2 separate regions of the Homo sapiens genome follow, and region 1 is linked to region 2. A link is an interaction called in ENCODE POLR2A ChIA-PET data of the cell type or tissue named here. Cell type or tissue: PC-9. All regions are shown on one strand. Each heading gives the region's core, and the rest is flanking DNA. Links, peaks and the distances in the headings are about the cores only.

Evidence for each region. Peaks named below come from ENCODE experiments on the same cell type or tissue, not always from the same donor. Only the 100,000 strongest peaks of a DNase experiment are listed, where the experiment ranks them.
Region 1: POLR2A ChIA-PET joins it to region 2 with 9 read pairs; 2 of 35 experiments call an interaction of 5 or more read pairs at or near these places.

The regions. Positions count from the first base shown.
Region 1 is chr3:184,723,424-184,730,458 of GRCh38, forward strand. All of the region lies in intron 2 of LOC107986163 (a long non-coding RNA gene), which reads left to right. Among named protein-coding and RNA genes, the nearest start is that of MAGEF1, 15 kb to the left of the region's middle. In PC-9, for the core only: CTCF peaks have their summits at 4,246 (motif pointing left) and 4,446; a DNase peak (open chromatin) is centred at 4,188.
Region 2 is chr3:185,814,633-185,821,667 of GRCh38, forward strand. The region is part of intron 2 of IGF2BP2 (insulin like growth factor 2 mRNA binding protein 2); the gene reads right to left. Among named protein-coding and RNA genes, the nearest start is that of IGF2BP2, 6.9 kb to the right of the region's middle. In PC-9, for the core only: no CTCF peak of the experiment used is centred there; a DNase peak (open chromatin) is centred at 3,783; H3K4me3 peaks cover 850 bases; H3K27ac peaks cover 1,676 bases.

The sequences.
Region 1 (7,035 bases), core at 1,934-5,933, 1.1 Mb before region 2:
TTCTGGCAATTTTATGGTTTTATTTTCCACATTTATATCTCTGGTCCAGCTGAAATTTATCCTGGCGTACTGTGAGAAATATTGATCCAGCTTCTATCTTTTTCCAGTTAGCCAAATACGATTTATTTAAAAATCTATCTTTGTCTCACTGATTTGATATTTTTCAAAGACCAAATTCTCATATTTCCTTGGGTCTGTTTCTGTGCTTTCTAGTCTGTTCCATCGGTCTGTCTATACAGCACCATTTTTGATAGCTATATAGTATTGCTTTTTATGTGTAGCATAATTTATTTGACTAATTTATTTTTGTTAAACTTTCAGGTTGCTTCCGGTTTTTCAATATTCCAAACAGTGTATCAGTGAATAAAATCCTTGCACATATGCATTTGTGTGTATAGTGAATCAATCCTGTCCTTTCCATTTTTATACATGGAATTTCTGGGTCAAAGATATGTGCCTTCTTAGGCTTTTTTCATACATATTGCCAAAATGCCTTTATACCAGTTTACACCCCCTCCAACCGTGAGTGAGTGCAAATTCCCCCACCCGCGCCAGCTCTTCAGTATGATAATTCTTTTTAATCATTGCCAATCTGATCAGCAAAAAAAGGTCTCTTATTGCCGTTTTAATTTTCTTTCCTTTGAATGTTAGTGAGGCTGAATATTGTTTCAATTTATGGTGGGTTTTGATGTACAGAAGTTTTTGATTTTTTTTGTAGTCAAATCTATTAATCTTTTCCTCTATGGTTTCTACTTTTGTTGACATGTTTAGAAAGTCCTTCCCCATCCTAAGATTATAAAATATTCACTCATATTTTCTTCTAGTACCTTTATGATTTCATTTCCTTCTTTATCCATCTGGTATTCATTTTGACAAATGGCGTGAGCTGGGAAATAACGTGTATTATTTATTTATTTATTTATTTCCCAGATGGGTACTCAATTCTTTCATCACTGTTAAAAAGCACGTATTTGTGTGTGTGTGTGTGTGTGTGTGTGTGTGTGTGTGTGTGTAACTATTCCTAAAGTGAACATCTTGAACAGCTGGACACTGAAGGTAACGCAGCTCTAGACTTTGGGTCATCATTAGAAATACCAGCTTAACAGGCAGAAATATCAGCTTAACAGGCAGATGTGGCACTTTCTAACAGATGTGAGCTTTTGAATCAAACGGATTGACATTTGACATTCAAATCCAGCTTTGCAGCTCACTGCTGGTGCAACTTTGAGCAAACCAAGGATCCTCCCTGTGTCTTGGTATCTTCACCTATAAAATGGGATAATAATACTTACAGGGCTGTAATGAGAATTAAATGAGCTAACGTTTGTAGCAACTGTCTACACACGCCTTTCACATCACGGACAGTCAATATTTATCACTTGCCCTTCACACTGCAGCCATCATGCTCCCTCCTCCCCATCAAGTGAGCCCTCAGGCCTTGACTGTAAATAGGATATGCTGGAGTGGGGAGAGGTTGGATGCTGTGCTTGCTTTTTATAGGTTTTCTATCTTTACCCTGTGATCAGACTTCCATGTGTTCTGTCTTGCTGCTTTTAGTGTCTTTTCATTAACAGCCTTTCTCTCCCCTTCTAAAAGCACTGCTTTTAATCTTATAACAGCTAGAAAACCAGACAACAGGATTGTTCGAAGTATATATAAATTAAGAGTAACTGGGATCTGAGTGAGAGCCTGAGGGCCTCTCCTATTGTATAACGTGGTGGTTCTCATCTCTGGCTGTACATTAGAATCACCTGGGGAGCTTTGAAAACATATCCATGCCTGGGTCCTACTCCAGATCAATTAAATCAGAACCTCTGGTGGTGGGGTCCAGGCATGGGGGTGTTTAAAAACTCCGCGGGTGATTCTAAAGTGCACGCAGGGCTGAGAACCATTGCTCGCGCGCACAGGCTTTGTGAGATCCACATTTACTACTGAGAGGTTTTTCCCTCTGGTTCTCTCCCAAAGTGTGCCCCAAGTTGGGGTAGCAGCTCTGTGGAGCCAAAGGCCAGATGGTGGAGGTGTCAGCGATGTTTAGGCTGCTGCTGTGCTTGCTAAAGTGAGCGGCCCCAACACTCAGGTCTGTGTAAGAGCACGTTCCTCAGGGCTTTCGGAGATGATGTCAGTTTCTCTTTAAGATGGAGCTGTTTTAGTCCCCGTCCTGATGCAGCTTCCCCTGCCTCTAGGGGCTTCCTGGGACCATGCTGACTTTGACTCCTGAGGAGAGTGGAAGATAATGAGAAATAAATCTTGAGAAAACACCTTTAGTTTTTATTTCTATTTTGTTTATTTGCGTATTTGTTCTCTTTTTCTCTTGGCTCCTTCTCTGTCCTCAAAAACGTATGTAGGTGATATAGTTTGGCTGTGTCCCCACCCAAATCTCAACTTGAATTGTGGCTCCCATAATTCCCATGTGTTGTGGGAGGAACCCAGTGGGAGATAACTGAATCATGGGGGAGGTTTCCCCCATACGGGTCTCATGGTAGTGAATCAGTCTCATGAGATCTGATGCTTTTATAAGGGGTTTCCTCTTCCATTTGGCTCTCATTCTCTCTTGCCTGCCACCACGTAAGATGTGCCTTTTACCTTCCGCCATGACTGTGAGGCCTCCCCAGCTATATGGAACTGTGAGTCTCTTTTTCTTTATACATTACCCAGTCTCAGGTATGTCTTTATTATCAGGGTGAAAATGGACTGATACAGTAGGTGACATGTGTCCAGCCTGCTTGGTTCCCAACTTTGCTGGATCCATTCTATCTGTGGACGGAGCCACTATCTCTGAAAGGTACACTTACCCCCATCAACTATTGGTGGGCCCACTTTGTCTCCTGGCAAATAGATACAAAATGTGCTCCCTGCAGCCTACAAATTGGGCACCAACATCACAGCTCCTTGCTACCAAGTCAGCCTTCATGCTATTCTCAAATTCTAATAACCTGCCAGGGGGCTTAGCCCATGGGCTTGAGACCCCTTCCTGGTGTCTTACCTGGTTCATCTAAAACTAGGGCCTCCCTGGCTCCACCAGATCCTGTGGAGGAAAAGTCGCCACCTTTTCTAATGAATTAAAGCCCATTCCTGCAAGCTTAGCAATAAAGGGAGAGTCTCTGTGTGGAGAGGAGTGACTAGAATTTCCCCTTGAGATTTCTCACCCATCATCCCCACCCTTCAACACACACAGGGTAGCTGAGACCAGGCTGGATTCCTCAGACCAGCCTTTACCACAGGTTGGGGAGAACAACAGAAATAAACAGAGAGAGTAACATGAGCCTATAAAATCTGGTTTACAAGATACGACTTGATTGTGAGGGCTCAGGGCCTGCCTTCACCAGTGTGGGGGCTGCCTCCGCGTGGTCAGTGCCATGGCACCAGCCCTGGCCTCGGGGCAGAAGCTGGGACAGCTGTGCTCTTGAAAGTTCAGATGGACCCACTAAATAAAGAATGAAGCTGAGAAGGAAATGAGAGTTCCCCTTGGGTCTGGTGCCACCATCTGAATCCCAGAGTTCTGTTTGAGGATCTGTCTCTTCCTGGGATGATTAGAAATGATTGCTCCTTTTGGTGGTAAATAAACCTCAGATTCAAGTGAGGTTTTTTGATCATTAAGGCTGCATCAAGAAGGAATGGGGTGGGCAAACACTAGCTTACTACCTCACCCCAGTGCCTTGACCAGTCTTGCTAGAAGTGCGGTTTTATATCCGCAAAAGACAGTGGCTTTTCTTTAGATACATTCAGTTGAGAGGCGAAATGTTACAACCTTGTGAAATACTCTGTGATGTTCACAGTGGAGCAAGAGGTGAGCAAACTGAGGGTTATTTGCAAAGAATGCTGATGATATTCTTTTCAAAGAGCTCCCAATAATCGTCCAGGGAAGAAAAATACAAGGGTGTATCAGTTTGGAGAGACTTTTTTTTTTTTTTTAACTTGGAAGTCTGTGCGACAGCTCTGTCTGTTTTGGTGCTGATTTCTTCTTCACTCTCTTCAGGAGAGATCTCATCCGCTGTCCACTGGGGAATGGCCTTGCCCTATGGCCCCTACCAAACAAAAACGTAGCAGAACACAGCAAAACAGCAGAGTCGGAATGTGAAGTGCTGATAGAGTTCCCTAACGCTGACTGTCTGCTCTGCATTTCTGGAGATTGTATGCCTGTCATCCTGCATTCCTTGGTAGGCTACCTATTGGATAACCCCATAAACTCTGGCCCACTAATCGTCAATGGGGATAGTGCTGCCCCCTAGAGGCACTTTAGAAACGTGTGGTGTTTGTTACATTGGTTGGGGGCACTACTGAGGTGGAGTCAGAGGGCAGCCAGACTCCCTGCCCTAGGCAAGGCAGTCTTGTATGATGAAGATTTCTCCCGCACGTCTCCTGACATTTGAATGCCCCACCAGATACTCATGTAGGTAGAAAACCTCTTCATATTGGTCTGAGCCTAGAACCTAATTCTAATTTGTATATAAACACAAAGTACTTTTGTACAATTTTGTTTATTTATTTATTTATTTTTTGAGACAGAGACTCGCTGTCGCCCAGGCTGGAGTGCAGTGGCATGATCTCTGGTCACCTCAACCTCCACCTGCTGGGTTCAAGCCATTCTCCTGCCTCAGCCTCCCTAGTAGCTGGGATTACATATGCCTGCCACCACGCCCAGCTAATTTTTTTGTATTTTTGTTTCACCATGTTGGCCAGGCTGGCCTTGAACTCCTGACCTTAAGTGATCCGCCCGACTGGGCCTCCCAAAGTGCTGGGATTATAGGTGTGAGCCACCGCGCCCGGCCCTGTGGTAAAATTTTAATATTCACTGAATTTTTAATGAATGCTACCATCATATAAATGGAAAGAACACTGTATTTTATCTTTCCCAGGAGTTGTTTACCATTTCAGAAAACCACAATACCAACAGTAATATGTTCATAGTATTTGAGTTGTCAAAACAACACACCTCTATTCATCTGCATTTATAAATGAGTAATGATTCTACATATCTGTATGACTGTATAATACTTATTTAGTCTTGTTTCAGAACACCAAATATAAAGAAGTACCCATAATGTTCCAGTAAATATTATTTTACCTCTCTTACATTCAAACTCATTTATTACAAATAAGTGCAATCCTTTGACTACATTATCTCTTCTAGTGTAGTTATGCCCAGGCATTTCTAGATCACAATGTGTATTCGTTTATTCTGAGTTATTTTCCTTTTTGTTCATTATCTTATAGTTAGGGTGGTATATTGATTTTCTAAAAAATATCTGCATAGGTGGGTTGTATCATCTATAAATTTCATTTCGGAATAGTCAAGGTGGACTTACAAAATATTTGATGTAAAAACGGGAGCACTGGGTCTGATAGGGTTTGGGACCCACTGCTCTAGGTGACCTCATGGAGAATATTTGATTTTATCTCATTTTCACAGCAAATTCATTTCACTAGGTCCTATTATGATCACCATTCTGCATTGGAGGAAGCCGAGTAACAGAGACATGAGGTAACTTGCCTAAGGCCACATATCTAGAAAAGCGGGGAGCTAGAGCTCTAGAGCCCTCTTGCTATACCAGTTCACTATTCCACCTTCCACCCACCATGTCTGCCCAATCTTCCATGATTTGTCCAGGTGCCGCAGGGCCTTTCTACCTGGAAGCCCACCCTCTGCCCCTGTTAGCCTTCCTTTTTTTTTTTTTTTTTTTTGATGGACTCTCACTCTGTTGCCCGGGCTGGAGTACAGTGGCGCAATCTCGGCTCACTGCAACTTCTGCCTTCCAGGTTCAAGTGATTCTCCTACCTCAGCCTCCTAAGTAGCTGGGATTACAGGCACGCGTCACCACACCCGGCTAATTTTTGTATTTTTAGTAGAGAAGGGGTTTCGCCCTGTTGGCCAGCCTGGTCTTGAACTCCTGACCTCGGGTGATCCGCCCGCCTCGGCCTCCCGAAGTGGTGGGATTACAGGCGTGAGCCACTGCGCCCGGCCCCTGCTAGGCTTCTTGCAGGGTCCACTGGGGACACTGACTGGAAGGAAAAAAATGACTTTTCCCTTTTGGATAGAATTTTAACAGAATAAATAAAAGGGAAGAATTTTGCAAAGAGCAGATCCCCATAAATTTTGCTGAAAGAATGAATGAATGATTTGGTAACGTATCGGGGAGAGTACTGCTGGGTCCTTTGGAAGAGCCCCTGGGCTTTTAATAATTGATTTCAGCAAACTTATGTGAGTTTCCCTGGGGTTGATGCCGGGGTTCGCAGGGCTCTCAGCTCAAGGACAAGGAGGAACACTTCCACTGTGTCCCCGCAGGCTGAGGGAGGCTGTTCACTCCTTTTCCTCAGGAAGCCCAGCTGTTGAAACCGATCAGCACATCTCCCTTGCCCTCTCCCCATGCACACGGACATGGTTTTCATGTCCTGGAGTTGGGGGTCTTTTTTATTGTATTATTTTTATTATTTTTTATTTTTTTATTTTTTCTGAGACAGTGTCTTGCTCTGTCACCCAGGTTGGAGTGCAGTGGTGCGATCTCGGCTCACTGCAAGCTCCTCCTCCCGGGTTCATGCCATTCTCCTGCCTCAGCCTCCCGAGTAGCTGGGACTACAGGTGCCCACCACCACATCTGGCTAATTTTTTGTATTTTTAGTAGAGATGGGGTTTCACCGTGTTATCCAGGATGGTCTCGATCTCCTGACCTCATGATCCGCCTGCCTCGGCCTCCCAAAGTGCTGGGATTACAGGTGTGAGCCACCGCTCCCGGCGGGGGTCTTCTTCAAATAACAGCCTTTCCTCTGGCCCTTTGGTCTGTGATCTGACTGACCCCCTGTGTCCTGGTCTGAGGAACACCAGCTCCTACAACTGACAACCACAAAGGGATGCTGCACTTTTTCCCCGTGGGTCTCTGGCAGGGTCTCACTCTGAGCTACAACTTTTTCTTTCCTTCACTCAGCAAATGTTTTCTGAAGGCCTGCTTTGTGCCAGATTCTGGGGTGCAGGGATGAGCAACGACACATTGTCCCATCCCACACTGATCTCAGGTGCTTTCTTCCTCAACTAAACCATAT
Region 2 (7,035 bases), core at 1,710-5,709:
ATTATTTTATCTCATAAATTATATAAAATTATGTTCTTGTCAAAAAGCATGGCGTCTATCTAGAAGAAAACCTCTTATATATCTCATTTCATTGGTGGTTTAACTGTATCTTAAGTCCTATGTTACTAAACCAAAAAAGTAACAAAATGCATGAGATAAAAGTAACAAATGCATAAGATACTTAAGTATTGTATCAAAAAGTGCTTTCACTGACTTTTTCACGTGTCAAAGAGGTTTAAAATGTTCTGTTAATAAGGTGAACCATTTTCTAAAAAGCAATTTACAAAAATTCCATTATTTTCCTTCTCTAAGACACAGATATTTTTAAAAATACATATAAAAATGAAAGCATGCCAATCTTTGTGCAACATTCTGTATCCTAAACAAAAAAACCTCAAGTTTTTTTTCAGGATTTGAAAAAATATATATATCTGGGTCAAAGGCATGGAACAGGCCCTCCTCCCACACTGCATACATGTATGTTTTTTACACTTAACTGTCAACCACAATGATTTTTAAAAAAACCTCTTTCTCTTTATATAATTATAAATGCTTCTACTATAGGACTACTTCAAGGAAGTTCTTTCAAATTATGACTAACACTTTTAATTCTTTTCAATTATATTAAATTAAAAATATACTGAACTTGAGTTCCTAATCTTTCTCAGCATAGGTTTTATATATGGAAATTTTCTCTTATTCTAAGTTAGGAATAATATACAAAGTTACTTTATAGCCTGTATACATATTATCACAACTTTCTACTTCATTGCTAAGGTTCTGTTGCAGTATTCAAATGAGATGGACAACAAGCCACTGCCTTCTGAAGTTCTGGTCAGGAGCAAGGAGTTATTTTAGAGTCTGAAGCTTTAGAGCCCTTTGTGTAAGAAGGATAAAGACGGATCTCTTCAGGCTGTGGGGAGGATAAAACAGGAAGCCTAGTCCAGTGCCTAGCACGTAGCAGCCACCCAGTATTAGTTAACTCTCTTCCTCTCCCCCATCTCCTGAGTCAGAATTCCACGGAAAATGCCATATCCCACTCTGGACTGTACTAACTCAAAGAAATGCATGGGGAGTTGGAAATAACCTTCTTTCACCTATTTTTTTTTCCTTGATAATTCCTCTCTCCCTCCCACCAGCACCATAAACAGTCCATAAGAGTTAAAGGAAACGAAGATAAATGCAGGAAAAGTTTACAGTTGAGGGGAAATGAACTGTACTTCACATGCTTCATTATTTAGCATATTTTTTTGTGCGATTATAAAATTAATAAAGAACTCAGAACTTTATGGATACTATCCCTATTAACACTCACCCCATAGTCAAGACAGTATGAGAGGCCCAAGGCCTTATTCAGTACAGAAAGTGACGTAGAGAAAGATACCACCTCTGGGAAAGACCTGGCAGTTCCTACCAGGGAAACACGTAAACCACAACACAGCCCTGACCTTTGCAACAGGCTGTCTGAACCCCGTGAAGAACCCACCCAGGAGATTCCTTGAGCTAGACTTTCATTCACCACATGGCACATAGTCTTGACCCGGGTGACAGTTCGCTGTCTAATCTGTGTGGCTCAGATGTTGAAAGAAATGTTTGTCTTGTTATGTCAGGAACACAACTGCCGAAAAAAGCAACATAACAACAACAACAACCCCACAACCTGCTTAGGTATATTCCCCACTTCTGTCTGTGGGCAAGCACAGAGATGGGAAGACGTGCAATGCTACCTTTAAAATTACCTCTATTTCTAACTATTTTTTTCTAAAAACTATAGCAAAGTACAGATCACTCAGACTGATGTAGCATCATTGCAAAGGTTCAATTCACAAATGTATTTTCATATATTTCTACCACCCTCGAACAGCATTCTTCGAACTTTACAACACATTCAGCTGACTTCTTTAATGTAAAACGTTAAATGGGGAGGAAGTACAGTGGAGCGAGACTCAGGGACCTCAAAAGACCTGGGTTCTAGCCCTACTACTTAATTAACAGTCATGTGGCCTAAACAAATTATTAAGCTTGTCTGGGGCTGAGTTTCCTCATCCAAAAAAAGAGATAGTATCAATTGTCCTATTTTTCACAAAATTATTATTTGGAATAAATGAAATAATGTGTCAAAGAGGCTGGAACAGCATCAGTACTGTATGAATATTAAGATGCAGGCAAAAAATACTCCTCCCTGAGATAATACTACTACCATTGTTTAAATATCAATACATGAAATCATCAACCTTTCTGATCACATTTAAAACAAAAATTTAAAAATTCAAGCTTCCCACTACAGCAAATCCTTACTTTGAGACACATTAATTACATGACAATAAGAAAAACTGAAAATATAATTCTTATTGCAATGTTCCCATACAAATTTTTCTGGTCATTAGATGCAACATTTATTTTGATATGGGTAAATAAGAGAAAGCTCAAAACATACATCAGAACTCTTAATTTTCATTTATCAGACTTATTAAAATATCTGCTTTATTTATGAAATGTCCTTGACACTAAACAGAATGGGAAAATCCTATCTGAATGTTCACATTTTAAGAAATAAAGTGTAGAACAGATAAATAATGAGGAATAAACAAAATGTATCTCAAAAATACAGATATTATTTAGTGAAAAGCAGAGGCTTGGGGAGGAGACATAACTATCAAATGATGGAACAGGGCTAGCTTTTGGGCTTGAATGCCTCCTATTAATGCAAAAGCATCCATTTTCACTGTTGTACTTATTCTATCTCAATATACCATCAAACTCTAAACCAAATTAAAGAAATAATTATTGTATTCCTTCTTCCCTTTGGCAGCCAAGCAACAGAATCTGAAGTTTTCTACAAAAGAAAATAATTTTTCTTCACTATTTTATGGAGAGACCAGACTAAAGTCCATGATCAAAACAGGAAAAGTAAAACCTTAAAAATAATGCTCTGAGCACTCTGCAATTTTGCTGCCTAAAATAGAACCCATAGAGTCCATGCCACCAAATGAAAATTATAAGTTTGTAAGCATGAAGTCAAATTATAAAGTAAAAGATTTAAAATGTTTTAATGGTGATGATAAATGGGAGGAAAGACTTATCTTCATTGGTAGGTGTTTGCTGTTTATTTGCTATTATTTGTTCAATGATACTGCTTTTGAATGAATACCCAAAATAATTTGAACATGAATTTGAATATAAGAAGGATAAAACTTTACTAATAAATTCTGGGGGCATGTTTTGTTAAACAGAACACTCCCATCTCTCAATTTAAGAAGTTAATCATAGCTTTTGAGAGATAATGCTTTTGACTGAAAGTTTTAGAGCATGAACTCTTTAAAAATTAGCTTAGCCAAGCCCACTAATTTCTAACACTGAAAAGAACACTGAAGACTTTTGTGATGTTTAAATATAATTTTTAAAAATATATTTTGAAATGTATAATTCAACATTTTTAAGTCTCCAAAGAAACTATTTCAATATAACGCTTCTTCTAATGAAGTTTACTCACTGAGAGCACTTGTGTTATGCAAAATACCATATTGCTTTTCAAAGTATAGAATTTCTAAATGGAAGTGCATATTCAAATCTTGAATTTTCTGACACTTAAAAAAATGGCTTATAACATCATCAAAGCCTTCACAGAATCTTTTGTGACAGGGGATAGCCAAGTGAAAAGGAAGGAGGGAAGATGCTGCACTGATGGTCCTTTCAGTAGCATGCTCACTGTAAAACCTACTCCAGGTACCTGTGACTTGGCTTTCACAAGGTTAACCACCTACAAGAGTTATTCATCACTCAAGGCAAATATCACTGCACTGGATTCCCTTTGCCACAGGTTTCAATCACCAAGCAACTTTCTTGAGCCTTGTCAAGACTGAATTCCAGAGCAACTGTTGTTCAATTAAAGATCTCCTGCTGCCTCTTCATACCATCTACCTGAAACTGTCCCCAACAAAAAACATATACACACACTTGCACATACACCACTGAAACAGAGAGAGGAAACATTTAGCTCAAATAATATCCTCTAACAATTCTGACCAATTGCTCATCTACTTTTGAGGGTTTCATAGAGGACTTGGAAGAGTGATTCAGCTACAGACAGCAAATATTTAGAAAAGCTTGAAAGTATCAAATATATAAACAGTTCCTGTAGAAATCTGGTTTTCATAGCTTTTCTGACTTTTAATAAATGTGCCTAAGTCACTATCCTTTTATGCATAATTCAAAATCATTTACATTTCCTCAACACAGTACTTGAAAATCTGGAGCAACCTCCACACATTAAAAAAACACAAAAACCATGTGTTTACTCAAAATAATTGTGAAATGATAATTCTGATATGCAATTTGTTCTAAATCTTCTTTTAAAAATATTTTAAAAGTTAAATGCTTTTTCTCTTAAAGAAAACATATTGCACTTTAGATCATCAAGTATAAAAGGCTTTGTACAAATATTACTAATATCCTCTCATCTTCTGTCTACCAAACGATAATCTCAGGTTAACATAATAAAAAACAAAATGCTTAGAACATCTCTTACTGGTCATCTTATACCTGGCCATAAGTATAAGGAAACACATGAAAAGCACCATTTGACAGCTGCACTACATATCACAAATCACCTTTTGGAATTAATGTTTAGGTGTTTAGCCATTAAACAGTTTTATAAATTGTTATATTACAATTTAAAATTTTTATGTATTTGGTGAATTGAAAAAAAGCAAGCAAACCATAAAATCTATTTTGATGTATAAATCTCATTGGTTTCTAATATTTAATTAAATGATTTAAAAGCATCAAATAACCAGTCTTTTAAAAATGTAAACTAGAATTTTTAACCAATATCACCAAGTTCACTTTTTTCTGTATTGCTTCTATTTTAACTCTAATACTTATCTCTTTGAGGTTACAATATGCAACTCTCTAGGGTATTACCTAGCACCATGTGAAAAAATTACTAACTTTTTTTTTTCCTGGGAAACTAAAAGTTTAACTCCAAAGCCAAATCAAAAGTAACCTTACAGTTTAATATATATTCTGTGTTAATATATGTTATATCTACACATGGAATCTATGTAAGTAAATGCAGGTATTAATTTCTAAGTCAACAAATTCTTGAAGTAGGAAGGTACCACACAATTTTAACCTAATAAAAGTCATTTCTGTTTCTAGAAAATTAAAAATTGATGCAGCAAAAGACTGCAGCAGGGAGGGCCTGAGATTGGATGTTTTTTTCTTCTTTTTGGTATTTAATTCAACCATACACAATGTAGTACATACAAGCAAAATACAATTGAGATACTGTTTTCTTTAACATTCCTATAGGAGACCAAATTCATTTGCATTGGAGTGAACACAATTACTGATTTTTAACTCATGAAAGACAAATTCATAGCTTTTTCCTACACTATCTCATACTATTCACACCATCTCAGTGAAAGAATGTCTAGAACCACTTAGTTACTTCCTAGAGGTGGGCAGAAACTGCATTTTTCAAAGTTTTGTTTCTCACAGAATCATTCAACTTGAGGTACAAAAGCACATTCAAGTTAGCATGTCTTAGTTCAAAACAAGGCATGCAGTATGTGTGTGTGTGTATGTGTATATATACACATACACACACACACACACACACACACACACACACACACACATAATTTTTAAGTTAACCTTCAACAACACCAAAAATGAAATTTCTGTCAAGGAAGTTTCCAAAACTTTTAACAGCATTTTAAAGCTTACCAGTTTTTTCCTCTTTAATAAACATTTGACCATATGTACTACCAAGAAATATTAATAGAGAAAAAAAGATTCAAACACTTTTATTCAACAGAGCCTGAAACCAACTTACAAAGAGAAATAAATGCTTTATGTGCGGTTGACATTAGAATAATTTGCATTTAATAAGAATAAAACATACGCTGCAAAAAGAAAAGAGTTTTCTATTTCTAAGTGACCCTGAGAAAATAATGGCATCTAGTCTATTATGCTATTATAAAATGATGCCAGAATATTTAACAAAAGATACAACTGGTAAGCAAATGGCATGCCAATAATTTCATAAGATAAAAACATCTCCTCCCAAACTATCATTAACCTTAAAAAATCTATTTGAGATACAGATAATCAAACTAATTCTTGAGAAATCAAAGAAATCACTACAATACAAAGAAAATGCACTCAATTGTTGAATGATTTTTAAGTAAGCAAGCAATGAGGATGAACTATTTTCTTCCCATTTTCATTTCAACTAACACAAAAACCACATATAGAATTGACTTAACACTGCCAAATTTACTTCTAACTTGTTAATATTCACAGAAATGCAACACAAGAACACCAAAATAGTCTCCATATAACATAAAAGCTTTGGTTTCAAATGTCACAGTACCCTGGATTTAGAAAGCCATCAACGTGGTAGTGTCCAGGACATGAGAACATACAGCTGCTTCATCCCTGAAGTCTGATCTCAGTACACAATACCGGTCATTAGCTATCTCTCCCTTAGCCTGCAGTACAAGTAGCTAATTTCTGCATTTAAACTAATAAAGGAAAGGAAAAAAAAATTAAAACCATCCAATCAGAAATGATGTAACTCCTCTAGAGCAGCAGCTTATGCATACATTTGGAATGTTAAACATTTTCAGTGTAGTGAATCATACACAGCGCATTTTAATCTACCTCCTGGGTATTTCACATCGCCCACATGTTCAAAGAAATCATCAACTAATAGGGCTGTATAAATCCTAGATTGCTCTTTATTTAACTTATACTAAAAACTGGGGACATGCCTTCAATTCTGAACTCTTAAACAGAACAAAATTACTTAAATGACACTCCGGCTAACAGCAAATAATCTGCATTTTGAAAGAAAAAAGATAAAAAGTAGTACATTTGTGAGAAGTTTTAGGAGCTGTTAATAACTTTAGATAAACCAGTATTTCACATATACCACAAAATTAAATAATGCACACTGCAACATGAAATGAGACACCAACTAAGATAAAATTCTAGTAATTTTTTTTTTTACTAATTATAACCCCCAAA